Regions from separate parts of the Homo sapiens genome. Here region 1 is linked to region 2. A link is a contact called in ENCODE Hi-C or POLR2A ChIA-PET data. All regions are on one chromosome and are shown on one strand. Each heading gives the region's core, a stretch centred on a gene start or an enhancer-like site at or near the end of the contact. The rest is flanking DNA. Distances are from core to core; before and after follow the strand shown. Region 1 overlaps DCLK1 (doublecortin like kinase 1). Region 2 holds the start of MAB21L1 (mab-21 like 1).

Region 1 (5,886 bases), core at 2,485-4,984, 480 kb before region 2:
ATAAGAGTGTCTAGTAAATTGTAGAATTAAAATATTTCCATTGTTCCCCACTATACTACCTGTACAAGCTCCTGATGCATTTGGTTTTTAGTGTCTCAAGCGTAGTAGGCTCATAAGAAAATTCACCTCCCCAGTTCACCCTTTGCAGGTTTCCTTTGTAAGTCATGAAACAAAAGAGCTAGAAGAGACATTGTTCATTTAGTATAATTTATCATTTTAAAGAAGACAAAACCGGCACTCAGAGATGCTAGGCTCACACTGTGAGTGATTTACAGAGTCAAGATGAGGAGAATCCAGTTCTGCTGATTCGCTGCAGTGCAAGGTCCTGCCCATGATTCACTTGTTCTTGGGGCATTGTCGTGATTCCTTGTTTCTATCTTAGAAGTCAAGGAGGTGTCCTATAAAAGCTTTCCTATTCTTAGTTCACTCTTCTGAATATATAATGTAAACAACTAACAATGAACAAAGCAGAAAAGACAAAGAGAACATAAGAGAGTCCAGGTAATCCAGGGTCTGTACAAACAACTCTTTCATACAATCAGGAACTGGTCATGGTGGCATAAGTAATAACTGGCATAAATGTAAAATGAATAAAGACCATATGTTTGCCCTTCTTCATGTTGGCAGAACATATGTATGTTACCAGAATTTCCTATGCTTTAGAGTTTTCCTCTAAAACCCTCTGAAACTTAACTAAGCTCAATGGAAAAATGAAGCCTTTTAACAGTTGTTTTGTAAGAAAATTTTTATTTCTGTATATTTCTGTGTGCATGAAAAAACCACACCTGTATTAATTTGTTAAAACTTCTGTAATAAATAACCATGATCTGAGTGGCTTCAACACAAAAATGTATTGTTTCACATTTCTGAGGACTGGAGGTCCAAGATAAAGGTATCAGCAGGGTTGGTTTCTTCTGAAAGCTGTTAGGGAGAATCATTCCCAGGCCTCTCCCCTAGCTTCTGGTGTTTGCTGGCAATCTTTGGTGTTCCGTGGCTTACGGAAGCATCTTCCAACCTCTGCCTTTATATTCACGTGCCATTCTTCCTGTGTCTTTGTCCAAGTGTCCTTTTCTTATAAGGCCACCAGTCATATTGATTTAGGGGCCTGCTCAACTCCAGGATGACCTCATCTTAACTAATTACATCTGCAATGACCCTATTTCCAAACAAGGTCATATCCTGAGGTACTGGGAATTGAAACTTTGACCTATAAGTTTTGGGGGGCACAGTTCAACCCACAGCAACACCCTTCACTGAGATATTGCAAAAAATAAGATAACTATTTTGTTCGCTGTAGAGTTTCATATAGACACTTCTTGAGCTGAAAAATTTTTGTTAACAGTACATGTGTTTGGACACTGAAGGGCAGTATAACACTACAAATAATTTCAAAAAGAAGTTTATGGCTTGATTGCTTCAGAAATTACATTGTTATGGTGATTTTGTTTAAATGCATCAATAACTATGGCTATCATGTATGACGATTTTAACCTTATTTATGTCTGATTACACTTAATATTAAAGTCAGACTTAAAACTTGTGGATAACACGTTGAAATTTGTCTAAATCAGAAACAAGGAGAGAACTTTAATTTTGAGATTTGCGTTGAATAACTATGCCTTTTTTGTGGTTTTAAACCTTTAAATTGCTGTTGATTGTGGTAGTTCATGCTTAGATCTCATTTCCTTTAGCATCAAGGAAGTTATGATTGGCGTGGACAAATGTTTCAGCCTTGAGGGAATTTTCAATCATCTACTTGTCAGGTACTTGAAAAGAATATTATTTCAGGGGATGCAAGGGGAAAGTTCATCTTAATTTAGTTATTGCACTGTATTCTTCACATGTAAAAGAAAAATGGATAATATACAGAAGGAAAGAAAATACAATTTTCATGCACTTTGGTCAATGTTGATTGCAGTTTGAATGCCTTATGGTTGTCTGAATCTAACAGCTGTTAGACCAGAATAATTTTCAATGTAAAACCAGTACAAGGAAAGGACAAACTGGAAACCACTGATTTATTTTGCTCTCTCTTCCATGGTAGTTGACTCTGAGAGTAATCTTGGAAGTTTATGTTTCACCAACATTAACTTAAGGGCTATACTGCTATTATTTGCTTTTCTCTGAACACTTGCATTGGGCCTGACATGTCCATGCATTATCTCATCAAATTCTTTCAATCATCCTGGGAGGTAGATGCAATATTATCCTCCTTCTCTCTGTGAAGGAATGTGTTGAGTAGGTGACTCAAGTCTCCCATTCATGGAATTGAGTTTTAAACTTAAGTTTCTCTGACTCCAGAGCCTATACTCAAAACCTCTATTATATGCTGTTCTATATTGCTGCATTGTTTAAAGTGAATTGGAATAGAAAAATATGTAAACATGAGCACGTTCTCATCCAAACAACAAAAGCATCTTCCTGTGCTAGGTAGATGTTCTGTACATAAATGGACTGGACCACTAGGGACATTCAGAGCCAATCATGACATCGTAAGAGAAGGCCATCAGTAATATGAGACAAGTTTGTAGAAGAAAAAAAGAATCATGTCAACTCATTCCTGATTTGTGAGAAACCCAATAAATAAAAATCAACCATTAGAAATTATTTGTGGAAAGCTCTGATTTTTTTTTGGCCAGGCATGGTGGCTTATGCCTGTAATCCCAGCACTTTGAGAGGCTGAGGCAGGAGGACTGGCTTGAGTCTAGGGGTTCAAGACCAGCCTGGGCAACATAGTGAGACCCCATGTCTACAAATTTTAAAAATTAGCCAGCTGTAGTGGTGAATGCCTGTAGTCCCAGCTCCTGGGGAGGCTGAGGCAGAGGATCACTTGAGCCCAGGAGGTTGAGGCAGTCCAGCCTGGGCAACAGAGACCCCATCTTTAAAATAAAGTAAACAAACAAATGAATAAATAAAACAATAAATAATCTGATTTTTATCCTTTCACTCTGATGTCCTAAACCCCTTTTCCCCAGATTGCTGAGTTTTATTTACTCTGCTTCCTTCCAACTAAAGCTAACATTTCTAATAGTTTTAAATGGCCCTGGTGGTTTTTTAACATTTGGGCAGAGAAGATGTGGCCAGAAGGAAAATTACTGCACATGGTGGATTTTTATTTTTAGAGAGAGAGTATTCATTTTTAAGGTGAAGTTGGTAGCTTTTGAAACCATGATTTGCCCTTGCAGCCAGAGGATGGATTAAGGGGGGAGAAAGGGAAGTAGAAGGAGCTTCTTGGCTTTATTGGAGGGGTTTAGTTTTACCTCTGCTGAGCTGGTAACATTTGCTCTGAAATTTCCTGTTATAGATTCTCCACTTTTTTTCTCTCCTCCTCTCTCCAGGAAAAGGAAAGGGATAGTCATGATGATCAAGCATTGGGGAAGAGAGGAAGGACACAGAAAACAATCTGTTGACTAACACAACCCTTTCCCAGGACAGGAATGTAAGCACATGTAGATGCACTCATGTACATGTGCACATAAACATGCACACACAGGTGCACACACACACACACACACACACACACACACACACACACGACTTGCTGTATTGGTTTTTTCATGAGCTCTAATTTCTAGGAGTGGTGGGTCTTGATTGTGCCCTACCCTGCCTTTGGAAATTACAGGAGCTGAAGTGTCCGGAAGCTGGTAGTCTCCCCTGAGATCATAGAAACAGCCAAGAGTACTGGCTCTGCACATGTTAACCATGGCTGCTGGAATTCTCCCCTGGAGACTACAAACTGCCTGCCCACGGGTTGAATCCAGGACATGGACATGTCTCATTTGGAATACACAATGTTTTTTATAAAACACGATTTTATCACCAACTTTTTAAAAATCAGGGGCTTTCAAATGAAAATCTGATTTCACTCTCTCACAGAAAATTAATCAATCTGGCCTACTTTCCTGCATGACAAGTGTTGAGCTGCCCCATTTATAGGTGGGGGGGTGTTCCAGGTCAGTGCAGTCCCCATCAATTTCCTACTGTCTGCCTGTGTTAATGGCCAGTGATCGCCCTGTTTGCATGGTGTTTTATTATGCCTGGCCCACTTCACTGTGTATGTTACCTGCCAGGTCTCTGTAGGTGTTTGAAGTCATGATGCTTTATGCCTTAGTTCATGCTTTGTGGGGAGATGGAAACCAGCCCCATGTTACTCACTCAACTCTAGATTTAAATAGAAAAGAATTAATTGTAGATGCTCTAATATACATAGTATACAATGAAGACAAAGAGGAAATATTGACCTAAGGTGTTTTCATCACCATATATAATTTTTAAGAGGCCATTAAGAATCAAGTTTGTATTCGTAGTTGTGTACCCACATCAGAATTTATTTGTAAAAACGTAATGTCTTGAAACCAAGCTTTCATTTTGAACTGTACTTTTTTTTATCTTACTATTGCCATCTCTCTCAACCTTTTATTAGCTGTGTTTAGATCTTAATACAATTATGCAAAAACAGTATTATTATTCAAACAATTCCAGAGAATGTTTCCATTTATAATTTTAAGAGCTCACTTGCTCTCAAATATATTTTTGGAAGAACAAGCATCTTTCTCCAATATTTTGGAAGCCATGTAAATGTCTTTAGTAGCTGCATTTAAGTATGGGTGAAAAAAGTAAATTTATTCCTAAAATAATTTTAGAATTCTAGGTTGCATTTGTACTGAATATCACTGTGTTTTGTGAGCAAAACACAGACTAATATGCTGCACAGAACACTCAAGAGACAAAAGGCTCTGTCCTCAGCTCATTTAGAACAAAATCCAAAGTTTTGTAAGGGCTCCCCTTATGGAGATAGTGGTGTTGATGGAAATGATGGTGATAATGGTAGTAATGGTGGTGGTGGTGGTATTGGTAGTTATACTGCTGTTGGTGGTACAGTAGTGGTGATGGTGGTGGTAGTGGTGGTGATGGTTATAGTGGTGGTGATAGTGGTTATAGTGGTGATGGTGTTGTTATAGTGATGATGGTGGTGGTGATGGTTATAGTAGTGGTGCTGGTGGTAGTGGTGGTTATAGTGGTGACGGCAGTGATAGTCATAGTAGTGGTGGTGATTGTTATAATGGTGGTGGTGGTAGTGGTGTTTATTATAGTGGTTATAGTGGCAGTGATGGTGGTAATGGTTATAGTAGTGGTAGTGGTGGTGGTGATGATGGTGGTTATAGTGGTGGTGGTGATGGTTATAATGGTGGTGGTGGTAGTGGTGGTTATAGTGGTGATGGTGGTGATGGTTATAGTGGTGGTGGTGGTGGTTATAGTAGTGGTAGTGGTGGTGGTGATGGTGGTTATAGCGGTGGTGATGGTTATAGTAGTGGTGGTGGTGCTAGTGGTTATAGTGGTGATGGTGGTGGTGGTGGTAGTTGTGGTGTGTGATGGTGATGGTGATAATGGTGGTGGTGGTGGTGGTTATAGCAGTGATGGTGGTAATGGTTGTAGTAGTGGTAGTAGTGGTAGTGGTGATGGTTATAGCAGTGGTGGTGGTGACGCTAATAATCATTTTGGAAATGTCAGCTTTGTGGGATTGTTGTTGTTTGAAAAACATCATTTACTTAAGAAGACTAATTTGCACTGTATAAAAAATGCCTTTTAATCTCAAGTTATATATGCAGAGAAGTAGATTCAAACAAGAAATAAAAATATTTAAAGCAACAGACTCAATACTTTAACGTTAAGTGACCTTTACAAATGTTCCTGGCAAAAGCATACTTCCATGGCTTTGGGAATATTATTTTACACAATCTCAGGCAGCAAGCCAGTGCACAAGAACATACCAGGCAAAGTGATTTATCTTTATGTTTTTAGCTCTCAAATATATGCCAATACTTTTGATACTTATAATTTTCTTGCAAAACTTTTTAATAATCTGATTTTACCAAAGAGTCCTTG
Region 2 (5,335 bases), core at 846-3,345:
GCATCTCTGGCCTGAACCCAAGGGAGAGAGCGCAGGGCGCAGGGGCCCGCGGCTGGGGCTTGGCTGCGACCACACCTGGGCCGGACGTGGGCGGTGCAGGCTGAGGGGTGCGTGGGCAGACCGTGGTCTGGAGCAGACGTGGAGAGTAAGCCGGGACACCAAGTAAGGTTTTCAAATAAGCTCACGCAGAAATAAAGCGTAGCGATCTTGAGCCCAGAGAGGAAAGTAAGAGGGCACGGGAATGCGGAGCAGCGAGAGAGAGGCGGCGAGCGGACGGCACAGGGCCACACGCGCCGGGTGAGGGCAGAAGGCGGCGTTTCCCCAGAGACCACTGCACATCCTCGCCGTCGTGGCTGCAGGTTCTCCGGCTCTGATGGGTCTCCCCTCCAACTGCCAAAAGGTAGTGGTGCATTCACCCGCGATGACGGCAAAGTGGGGAGGGGTTTTTTGGGTGTTCCCAGACCCTGCTCTTAAGGGGATGGAAGGTTCTTGGGAAATAGAGTAGCTGGGTGCCACGCACCCCAATGTATACTATTTTCAGCTAAATTGGAATCTATCACTGTTGGATAAGGAGAAATTAAATAATAGGTGGTTTTGTGATGCTGTGCCTGTGCAAAACAAAACACACAAACAAAAATCAAAAGCTTAAGTAGCAAGTGGGAGCCCTGAAGAATATCTTGTTAAAAGTGACTCTGAAAGTGTCTACAAACATGTTACCGGGAGTTATAGGATTTGACGGGAAATATTCTTAATTGGAAAGACGTGGCATCTAAATTAAAGGTAGACAATTAAAAAAATCCACCTAGTTTTAAAAACCACAACGTAACCACTAAGTAGTATTTCTTTAGTTTCCTGTACTTTGAGGACACAACTGGACCACCAACTAGAAAAAAAAATTCCTCCTCCTGTTTCCAGGTTCCAAAATTCAGAAATGAAATGATTTATTTCATTTTTGTTTTCAAAATGATGTTTAAATCCAAAAAACCCCCCAGATAACTGCAAGTTAATTTTCTTTGCAAATGTTAACCATTTTCCCTTAATTAAATCACACGAAATAGTATAAAATTAGAAGTCTACTGCCAGGTCACCACTTAAGGACACTTAAGACAGGAGATATATCCTTAATTATACATCTGTAAACAAGCCAGATACCCCAAACCTTCAATTTTTCGGGATAGTTATCTGTGAGGAAGCTTGATCTCTATGATCTCACCTGAATTTTATGTACTAAAATACAGGTCACTATGAAATAACGCTAAAGTACTCTGTCCATCCCACAGACAATTTATTTTTCAAATGTTTCTATAAGTGCATATATAGCGTTGTGTCCTGCTTGTAATGCTGGGCAAGTCCACCAAAGTGCAAAGACTGCATCTGCTGGGGCAGAGGGATGTACGAAATATTTTTTAAATATCCTAACTTAAACAGGGGTAGAACATCTCACACACTCAGCAATAATTTTCAGATTCAACAAATGGAGAAAAGAAAAAAACATAAGTAAAAAAAGAGCATACTACCTCCATAACGTTTCAAAAAATCATTTTAACATATAGGAACATCCAGAATGAGAAAATTACACAGGTACTCCTCCATCTAAAGCCAACTTCCATATGCCAGTAGTCTGCATGAAAGAACAAACTTTCAACCTGCATTTAAGAAGACCCCAAGGATTAACAGACGTTAATTATCTTACTCTAAATGCAAGTTAGTGATTTTGTTTTAGAAAACCCCGTCAAGATCACTAATTGATGGATGCCCATTAATACACCTGTATTTGCATTTCAGCGGTAAAAGACAAGCAGGTTTTCGGCACAGAAGAGAGCCGCTTTGCCAAGTCTTTTCAAAACGTCAATATGCTTCAAGTAATACCAAAGCTGAGAGATTCCTCTTGATTTCCAAACTGTCTAGGTGGCCTGAGTGGTTTTCCGCCGGCAGCAGCCTCCTACCTTTAGTTTGTGTGCCTATATCCATGAGTGGGGATTAATTAGCCGGGTTGGAGCTGAAGGAGGCTGTCGTGACGAGCCCAGTGGCGATTGGCCGCCCGCCTGCCTGGCCCTGCCTTTATAATTTCCACACGAGTGCATCTGGGCTCTTAGACAAACCAACAGCAGCTTCTTCTGACATATACACACGCACACTCACCCCGGACACACACTCAGCACACTTTTCCTCCATTTGATTAACAGTGCTGCACACACAATGATTACGGGAAAGCGCAAATAAATACGGAAAGGGGTGCTTATTTTGACTACTGGAAGAGCTTTGCTGGGTCTCAGCGCAACTTTTGTTTTTTATTCCTGAGAAGGTGATCTCTCCATGCGGTTCTCTCACACAAGGATTCTTTAAAAGAGGAAGAGAGACAAGCAGAGGGGGGAGGACAGTCTTTCACTTTAAGAACGGCTGGGCTCAAAGATAAAAGGAAGGGAAAAGCAGCAGCAGCAGCAGCAGCAGCAGCAGCAGCAGCAGCAGCAGCAGCAGCAGCAGCAGGGAAACCAACGCTGCAGCACTTCCGAAAGGCATTTTTGATCCATTTCTGAGTGTTGCGGCCCGTTTCTCCACCGAAGTTGGCTCCAGCTCTAGCAGCCGCATTGGATCCCACAGCTTACTGCGAGACTCCGGTGTACAATCCGGATCTCTGCCCCAACATGATTGCGGCCCAGGCCAAGCTGGTCTACCATCTGAATAAATACTACAACGAAAAATGCCAAGCCAGGAAAGCTGCCATTGCCAAAACTATCCGGGAAGTCTGCAAAGTAGTTTCCGACGTACTGAAGGAAGTGGAAGTGCAGGAGCCGCGGTTCATCAGCTCTCTCAACGAGATGGACAATCGCTACGAGGGCCTCGAGGTCATCTCCCCCACCGAATTTGAAGTGGTGCTTTATCTCAACCAAATGGGGGTGTTCAACTTCGTGGACGATGGCTCACTGCCCGGCTGCGCGGTGCTGAAGTTGAGCGACGGGCGCAAGAGGAGCATGTCCCTCTGGGTGGAATTCATTACCGCCTCCGGCTACCTCTCGGCGCGCAAAATCCGGTCCAGGTTTCAGACGCTGGTGGCTCAAGCGGTAGACAAATGTAGCTACCGGGATGTGGTAAAGATGGTGGCAGACACCAGCGAAGTGAAACTGAGAATCCGAGATAGGTACGTGGTGCAGATCACGCCGGCCTTTAAATGCACCGGGATCTGGCCGAGGAGTGCTGCCCACTGGCCACTTCCCCACATCCCCTGGCCGGGACCCAACCGGGTGGCGGAGGTCAAGGCGGAAGGTTTCAATCTCTTGTCCAAGGAGTGCCACTCCTTGGCCGGCAAGCAGAGCTCGGCGGAGAGCGACGCCTGGGTGCTGCAGTTCGCGGAGGCAGAGAACAGACTGCAGATGGGGGGCTGCAGAAAGAAGTGCCTCTCCATCCTCAAAACCTTAAGGGATCGTCACCTTGAACTGCCGGGCCAGCCCTTGAACAATTACCATATGAAGACTCTGGTTTCCTACGAGTGTGAAAAGCATCCCCGAGAGTCGGACTGGGACGAGTCTTGCCTGGGTGATCGGCTGAACGGGATTTTGCTGCAACTTATCTCCTGCCTGCAGTGCCGGCGGTGTCCCCACTACTTTCTACCGAACTTAGATCTGTTTCAAGGCAAACCTCACTCAGCTCTGGAAAACGCTGCCAAACAAACGTGGCGACTGGCAAGAGAGATCCTGACCAACCCGAAAAGTTTGGAAAAACTTTAGAGGATGATTTAATCAAGAGCCGAAATTATTACCCTTCTCAAAGTCCTTATTAAGTGTAAACTTCTGTTCAATTCCTAATATTCCACTCCGCAGTGCAAACAATCTCTTCCTTTAAAAAGGAATAATAATACAATATTTAAACATCATCTCACCCACCCCCACAAGGGGAGAAAAAGTAGGGGAAGCGGATGGAGAAAAACCCAAAGCCACTAGTATTAGAAGACTTCTTTCCACACGATTTCCTATCTCCCTTGAAAAGTACACCGTAACACTCCGTAAACAGCCCAGCTGTAACGCCAGACCGAGACGAACACTCTGCCTAACTATCAAAGGATTATAGCAATCCTGGTGATTTAGGTGCATCTGTCTGTGAGTAAACACGATTTGGATATGCCATCTGAAAGAAACTGTAATGTATATTTTGATTTGTAACAAATATTGTGATCTCACATTGTCTTTGAAAGTGTGGATGTTGGTGTTTTGTGATTTGGTGAACAGAACTTAAATTGCCATTCTGGATACTTCCAGACATTTTCCACTAACAAAGATATCATTTAAAGGTAGATTTCTTCCTGGTACTTTTATCTGTCTTTGAAAGTGTCTGAACTTTAAAAAGTTTACATTTTGTTTCAAATATTGCTTGTTCTATTTCTAACATTCCATAAATATACTTGAAATGTTATTTAAATATATTCAAAGAAATTTGAATTCAGCTTATATAATAACGCTTGAATATCTGAATTATATATTTGAAAAATGCACTTGAAATACACTGGATAATTACTTTTGTGATTTAGATTTTAATTTGTTGCTGGTTTTTATTTAATTAGATGGTAATAAATGAAGTAAAATAAAAGTTGTTGTGTCTCACTTTAAATTGTTTCCTATCACAAGATGTAATGATGCATTTTGAAAATCAAACCCACTTGAATATCTTAAATATTTTGAGAAATATGCTAATGAAATCCTTAAAAATAAAACATTGGAGAAAAGCTCTTTCTGTATAGGTCCATAAGATAACAATCTACTCTCAGTCTCTAACTTACTTGTAAGACAATTCCTTTCTACAACAGAAACAATTTAAATCTACCTTTGAAAGCTTGCTCTTCTTGTAGCATTTTTGATAATATAAGAAAAAAAGTCTATCATGACAGTAGAGATGACTGAGTTAAAAATCTGACTAATTCAGAGGAAATGAACTTAACAAAGTCATAATGAAACTTCGAAAATTATGTATGAAAACTAATAAAACGATCCTTTCTGACCAATATATTTTATGTCAAACCTTATTTTATGTAATAAGGGTTCCATTAGCAGAATAAATTCATTAGAAATTCAACATTTCTTTTTGACTTCATAGGGCAAGCTAATAAAAGGATGAACACAAAATTTAAGTTATTTTAAAATAAAATACAGTGCATTCAAGCTCATTTTAAAAACTACATTTGCAGCTAGAAGTAAAAGAAGTCCCATGGCTCTCCTTTGGAAGAGTTTAGTAGTCAACAAGTGCTGAAAAGGCTGATCACCTATGGGCCTTAAGTTAGTTAATTCAGGTGATGGTAAATTTTTGGATTTCAGCTCTAGTCTACAAATACTATTTTATAACATTT

What was found. Hi-C counts contacts between places; a loop is a spot of excess contacts on that map. ChIA-PET counts read pairs that join two places held with the same protein, here RNA polymerase II (POLR2A). Pooled maps may share reads with other maps.
Region 1: a loop to region 2 is called in a map of gastrocnemius medialis, with 5 times the contacts of the local background. The contact joins the enhancer-like site here to the promoter of MAB21L1 in region 2. A Hi-C loop is called at or near these places in 7 of 168 maps with a recorded cell type or tissue (IMR-90, chondrocyte, gastrocnemius medialis and 2 more) and 11 of 50 pooled maps. POLR2A ChIA-PET finds 5 or more read pairs at or near these places in 2 of 52 experiments (BJ and SK-N-SH).

Annotation. Positions count from the first base shown.
Region 1 is chr13:35,957,504-35,963,389 of GRCh38, reverse strand. The region is part of intron 3 of DCLK1 (doublecortin like kinase 1); the gene reads left to right. Among named protein-coding and RNA genes, the nearest start is that of DCLK1, 170 kb to the left of the region's middle. Within about 2 kb of position 3,734, at least 2 of the 41 ENCODE cell types and tissues checked have a DNase peak (open chromatin) inside an H3K27ac peak, as active enhancers do.
Region 2 is chr13:35,473,449-35,478,783 of GRCh38, reverse strand. It overlaps MAB21L1 (mab-21 like 1), which reads left to right and starts at 2,095. Exons shown (of 1, transcript NM_005584.5): 1 at 2,095-4,995. The coding sequence starts at 2,646. The coding sequence ends at 3,725. All of the region lies in intron 41 of NBEA (neurobeachin), which reads right to left. RefSeq lists enhancers at 1-9, 2,523-3,519.